Regions from separate parts of the Homo sapiens genome. Here region 2 is linked to region 1. A link is a loop called in an ENCODE intact Hi-C map of the cell type or tissue named here. Cell type or tissue: transverse colon. All regions are shown on one strand. Links, peaks and the distances in the headings refer to the core of each region. The heading gives the core; the rest is flanking DNA. Region 1 overlaps UCK2 (uridine-cytidine kinase 2). Region 2 has its middle 81 kb from the start of LMX1A-AS2.

The links. Peaks named below come from ENCODE experiments on the same cell type or tissue, not always from the same donor. Only the 100,000 strongest peaks of a DNase experiment are listed, where the experiment ranks them.
Region 2: a loop joins it to region 1, with 15 times the contacts of the local background. A loop is called at or near these places in 2 of 110 quality-filtered maps.

Annotation. Positions count from the first base shown.
Region 1 is chr1:165,909,118-165,912,030 of GRCh38, forward strand. UCK2 (uridine-cytidine kinase 2) reads left to right here. Exons shown (of 7, transcript NM_012474.5): 7 at 1-2,501. Among named protein-coding and RNA genes, the nearest start is that of MIR3658, 2.7 kb to the left of the region's middle. RefSeq lists a silencer at 2,795-2,913. In transverse colon, for the core only: no CTCF peak of the experiment used is centred there; DNase peaks (open chromatin) are centred at 1,774 and 2,134; H3K4me3 peaks cover 1,279 bases; H3K27ac peaks cover 2,065 bases.
Region 2 is chr1:165,121,232-165,124,144 of GRCh38, forward strand. No RefSeq gene overlaps it. Among named protein-coding and RNA genes, the nearest start is that of LMX1A-AS2, 81 kb to the right of the region's middle. In transverse colon, for the core only: no CTCF peak of the experiment used is centred there; no DNase peak of the experiment used is centred there; H3K27me3 peaks cover 668 bases.

The DNA.
Region 1 (2,913 bases), core at 317-2,816:
GGTTGAAATATTTGGGGTGGAGATTTCTAGCTTTCCTGAGAGCTGCTGCTTGGTGGTAGTGTTTTCTCTGGAAGTACAGATTCCTGACATTCTGGGTGGAGGGGAGCCCAAGTGAGCCTGAAGGAGTTCTGATTATAGAGTCCCGAGCCTCAGTTTCTGACTGCAGAAGAGCCAGAGATGTTCATTTCATTGTTGACCACCCTAGTGCTTGGTGGACTGTGCCCTTAGCTATCCCACTGTGGCTGCCATTGCCAGAAACATTTTGGAGAACCTTTTCTTCCCATTGCTCTCAGAGCCTGTTCGAGCCATTCAGGTAAATTGGTCTCCATTATTACCTGGTCACACCAGATTTTCCCCCAGACTCAGCACCATCCAGTCTGATTCCCCGTTTCTGGGCTCAGTTTGACTCTAAATCTGTTTTGCTATTTTAAAAAGTCAAACCTGGTCCCCAGCAGAGCTTGCCACCCGGAGACTTTCAGGAGACCGTGCAGGCTCTGAAGGGAGCTCCCAGTCACAGCAGCCGCCTACTTGGAGCAAGGGAAGGCTCCCAAGATGCCTCCTTTGAAAGCCGGTGCTCACCAAGATCAGTTCAGGATCAATCATTATCCTTGTAGTCATGCCTTGATCAGTTCTGAGATGAAGCAGGGAATGCAGGCCTGGGTTAGTATCCTGAGGACACAGGGCCCCTGGCCTTGATGGCACTGGGCTGTGCTCAGGTGAAGCCCACCCGTGTCTGGGAGAGCCTTGGCTTTTCAGTGGGCAGCATGCTCAACTTTACTTGAAGCTCCCAGGTGCCAAACCATTTAGTGCCTTGGCTGTTTATCCCACTGCCTTGGAAGATGGACTCCTCTCATCTCTGAGCCTTTACCTAGCTGCTTCCTCATCTACCTGTGGTGTTGGGACCAAGCCTCCAATATCTCTGAATAGCCCACTCCTAGCTTGGAAACAGCTATAAGGGCTGCCCTGCCCCTTGTCAAATGATCACCAATTCTTGGTGGCTTGGCTGGGGACAATGAACAGTGTCTGCTGGGGTCTGTGACACACTGTTTCTGGAACAAGGAAGGGATGGAAGGCTCTACCCCTCCGTGGCAGCCCAGCATTTGGCCAACTCTGTATCTGAACTTGAGCTTTCTATGGAACAAACAATGGTCTTAGTTTTTTAAGAGCCTCTGGGTCTCTGATTCCATGGAGAGTCAGGAGTAGAATTAGTGGACCAGAAACCATGACATTTGCCATCTAGGTACTCTGCTGTTCAGGGTGGAGGCACAGATGAGCAGAGTGGGGTGATGTTGGTTGTATGTGCATAGAAGTCCCCTGGCTCCAGAGCCATCCAGTGGTGCTTGGTTCTCTCTTCCTGCCCAGGTATTGTGTGTGGACCAAGTGTTTAGGAAACAAGCATAGAAGCATTATGTCACAGGAAGGCCTGGCCTCTCACTCCTTCACACTAATGAGCCTTCTACTGACCCAAGTTTCTTTTTCTCGGGCAGCCTGGGACCACTATGAGCAGAGAGATGGGAGTCTGTGTAAGAAGGATGCAAGTATCCTTTGATTTGGAGTGGACAGAGCAGGTCCTTGCAAAGGCAGTGGGTTAAACAACGGGATGTCTGTGGGACAGGCCAGGGAAGGAGGGCAGAGACAGGGTCTCCAGTTCACCTTGCCGCAGAACTAGCCTAATCATCCCTGCTTCTGGTCTTGGCCACTTGGCAATCATGGGGAAGTTGACTCCCCGCCTCACTTGGGCTTGGAGCTGGATACTTGTGGCCACGCCCAGGATAGGTTGCCAGAGTTTCATTAGGCCGCTGGGTCGGGCTGGAGGCTTGTGTACACCTCGGAGCAGTCGGGCAGCAGGAGGGCCGGAAGCCTGGTTGGTTTGTATATGACCTCTCTTGCCCTTGTGCACTTTCCTTGATTTAGCAACCTTGACCTGCACTGGCCCTCACAGCTGTTGGAGGGAAGTAGCCTCTTGCAGGGAAATATTTTCCCCTGCCCTGGAATCTCCTATGTGCCTGTTAAAGATTCCAGGGCCAAGAACTCGGCAGGCTGAGGAGCAGCTAGGTAGGTGGGTTATGCGGTTCAGGACTGCTTCTGGAAGGGACTGCCTGTACTTCTGTACCACCGTTGCCCTTTACACTTTGCTCAGGGCGGGGTGGGGGAAGCATTCAAACAAAACAAGGAAGGGAACTGTCTGGCAAAGCATAAGTGGATGCATCCAGAGCTCAGTCCCCTTTAATCTTTTGTCTCTGGGCGTTCTGCTGCCTTCCTCATACCGGGGACTGGCATTCCAGGTCAGCTTGGCTGTGGTCTTAGAGGCAGGGAGTGCCTACCCAGTCCTGCCTCAGGAGCAGGGTGAGTAGCTAAATACAGACTTAGGCTTTTTTTTCCCCCCTTTTAAGATGCTTGCTCCTCTCCCTTTTCTTTTTACCACCCTACCTTTATTGTTAGTGGTTACAAAGTGACCACATATTATGTACTTTGCTGTAAATAAAGACAGACAAAAAGGCTCTCGCCTTCTGTGTGATGCTTGGCCCAGAGCAGCGACCGAATCCTGGCTGTGTGGCCCAAGTGGCTCAGGAAGGGCCATGCTGTGCATGTGTGGTGTAGATGTCACTGGGCCTGCTGTCACGAAGCCTCATGATCCTGGGGTGTATGTGGGGCAGACCCCAGGCCTCACCTGGGCTCAGATACTGGTTCAGGTTAGTGGACTTGCAGTTCTTGTCAAGTGGGAAGCCCGGGCCAGGGTTTCTGGGAGCCTTTGGTTCTTAGGACAACCTGGCGCTATGTTCCCCTGATTCCATCCAGTTTACCTGGCCTCTGCCCCATTGCCTTCCTTAGGCTGGTGACCCAGCCCCTTCCTTGCTCAAACAAACCCTTTTAAAGTAAACTTTTTTGAGGGAGATGGGTGGAAGATGAGGA
Region 2 (2,913 bases), core at 220-2,719, 790 kb before region 1:
TTAGCATCTCATAGAACTTGGGGTTTGTAGAATACACTTTGGGTAGATGTTGCTGGCCTAAAGGATCATCAATAATAGTTTGAGATATACTAATTTACCAGGCTACCTTGGAAATGCAAAGCCTTCTGGAACCAAAAGAGTAATTCTTTCTTGACAACCAATGGCTAGGCAGATGGCAGCCCCACTCCTATTTTTGAAATCATATCACATGGCTGATCACCTACTCCATACAGTTAACCAACACAGAGAGGGAAGTTAAATAGAGGCACTGGGCTTCTCTTCAAAAATAGAAAGCCTGCCTTATTTTGTGACAGAGACAGAAAGTTGAAATATATCCACTCAAGTAAATTGATGATTTTCTCATACAATTTATTTAGGAAAACAAAAATCCATATGCACACACACACACACACACACACAATGACAATCAAACAAAGAAGGATGGGAAAGCCACCTTTATTTTAATCCAAATTTGCTGTCCAGCATGTAACTGGTTAGCCAAAACAAGCACTGTATATGAACACAAGGAGGTAATAAGTAGTTATTAAATAAACAGTGCACATCATCTCTTTTCCATATCTTCTGAAAACAAACAAAAAGTGAGGTAAAATTGCAGCAAGAGATATTGTTTCATCCATTCTTTAACAAGCATTTATAGGGTACCCACTACACTAAGAAGAAAGAGAATATTTAGGTGAATAAGGTATCAGTCATGCCCTCAAGAACTTAGCAGCTTTGTAGGAGAATTAACATGTAGACTCTGAAACTATAATCATAGAATCACTGGGCTTTAATCAGAGGCTTCTTAGAGGCCATGCAATTTAAGCCATCATGTTGACACATGAGGAAACAGAGGCTTAAGGAGACTGCAGAATGCATTTAAGGCCACATGCCGTTTCAGTCACAGAGCTGAAGCTTGCATTGTCCTCCTGACTCCCACCAAGGCTCCTCCTCCTACTCCATGAAGAGTGTGATAGAGCTCCTAAGAGTTGCAACCAAAGTGCTATGGAGGCTTAGAGGAGAGGCCCTCCAGAAAACAAGACATTTAGGCTGAATCTTTAGAAATAAGTAAAATTTTGACAGGTTGGAGACAGTACTAAAGATGAAAGGGCATTCCAAGAGGATGGAAAAGCAAACAAAAGTTTAGAAATGAAGAAGTGCAGGGCAGATTTGGATTACAGAAAAACCATCCAATTCTTGGTCAGATACTTGGTAGAAGGGAAACATCTTATAATGGAATTGACCCTGAAAGATTGGTAGAGCTAAAACCCTGTGGAGCCCAGTCAAACCAAGGGCTAGATGAGGTCAGCAAGCCATGGTTTGAGCCATGTGCAGGAGCTGTGGAAACTGTTGCATTATCAGGCCAAAGCAAGACATGCTGCAGAAGGATAAGGGCAGCATAGCAGGGAACAGAGGGTGAGATGCTAGAGACTTAGGAGGTGCAGAAGATGAAAATTGTTGGAGTGCTCAGAAGGAAGTACGTCTAGATGGTGAATGACATTAACTCATAGGATTTTTCTGGAGTTGGGATCAGGGGTGATGAAGTCTCCCCTCCACTAAAACTTTTAATAGCAGGTTCAGTGTCATCAATTCATCTCTCAAAGTGCTCTAGTTTTGTGCCTGGTAAGGACTGAAATTGAGGAGGGAGGGTTATGAACCCTCAACATTCTTTTAGCACTTGGGGTAATATAAAACTTGGGAAGAGAATTACCCTCCTGAAGCTTGGCATTATCAGAGTATGCAATTAAAAAAAAACTGAGTATTGACCTCACTCTGACAGGGTGTCATCATACTAATGATTTCAGATTCCTTCTCTTTCATTCATATTCTTTCTTTTTAAATTAAACAGATGCCCATGTATACATATTTAATTGCTGGGAAATTCTTCATCAAGGAAGACCTTGGTGATCAAACAATGCTTGATCAGTATTTCCATTTGCTAGAACTTTTTCTTGGCATCTTTTGCAATATTGTTTTGCCTAGCATTGGAGAGATTTACAAGTGGATTTTTCAAATACTCTTTCAAACTGATCACATGAGTCACCTCATATTTGAATATAAGCAAATAATCTAAGTAAAATGTTTTGATGCTTCCAAATATTCAGACACTTGTCATTGTAGAGTCAAGATACTCTACAATATAAGAGACTCATATATTTTTACATAGCTAATGATACAGATAGTCAATATTATGATGACACAGGCTCAGAACTGGGTCACAGTTTAATTATTTGGCAAGAAGAAACTGATTTGAGTGTTCTTTGCAAATTCACTTTTGTGATTCTTGCCATTCTTGCACAATGCTATTTCATACCAACACACACACTCTTTCCCAAAGAGGTCTTTATCTGAATGCCAGCAAGGCTGTGAAAACACCTCCAATCCCTGTGACCACAGGGTTTACTGCTGTTTCTGAGAGGGGAAGGAGAGCTGAAGGACCCAGCCTTATGTTCAAAGCATAAAATCAATAAGCCCTTTCTAACAAATTAAGAAGAAATGAAAGGAGGGGGAAAACAAAGAAGGAAAGAAAGAAAGGCAGAGACAAGGAGGAAAGAAGGAGAATGATTCAGGATAAACCCACTCTGTGCTGATATATGCTCTGCAAAATAATAAAGAAACACATAGAAGCCCGGCTGTGCATGTGTGTAAAGAAATCACGTGCGTATATCACAGTAGTAATTAAAACCTCTCAGTCAGATGCTATAGAGAGATTAGTTGTCACATTGTGTTAAAGGAATCCTTGCCTTATTCCCTAGAAGGGGACAGACTGCCTGCCGTCCTGTCATCTGTTCCTGTGCTAGAGTGACCCTCAGCCAAAATGCCTCACTGACAGATTCTGTGCACAGAAGAAGCCCTTTGCAACTCGGGACCGTTCTGCCACTAAATAAGAGAAAAAATGGATCACATCTACAT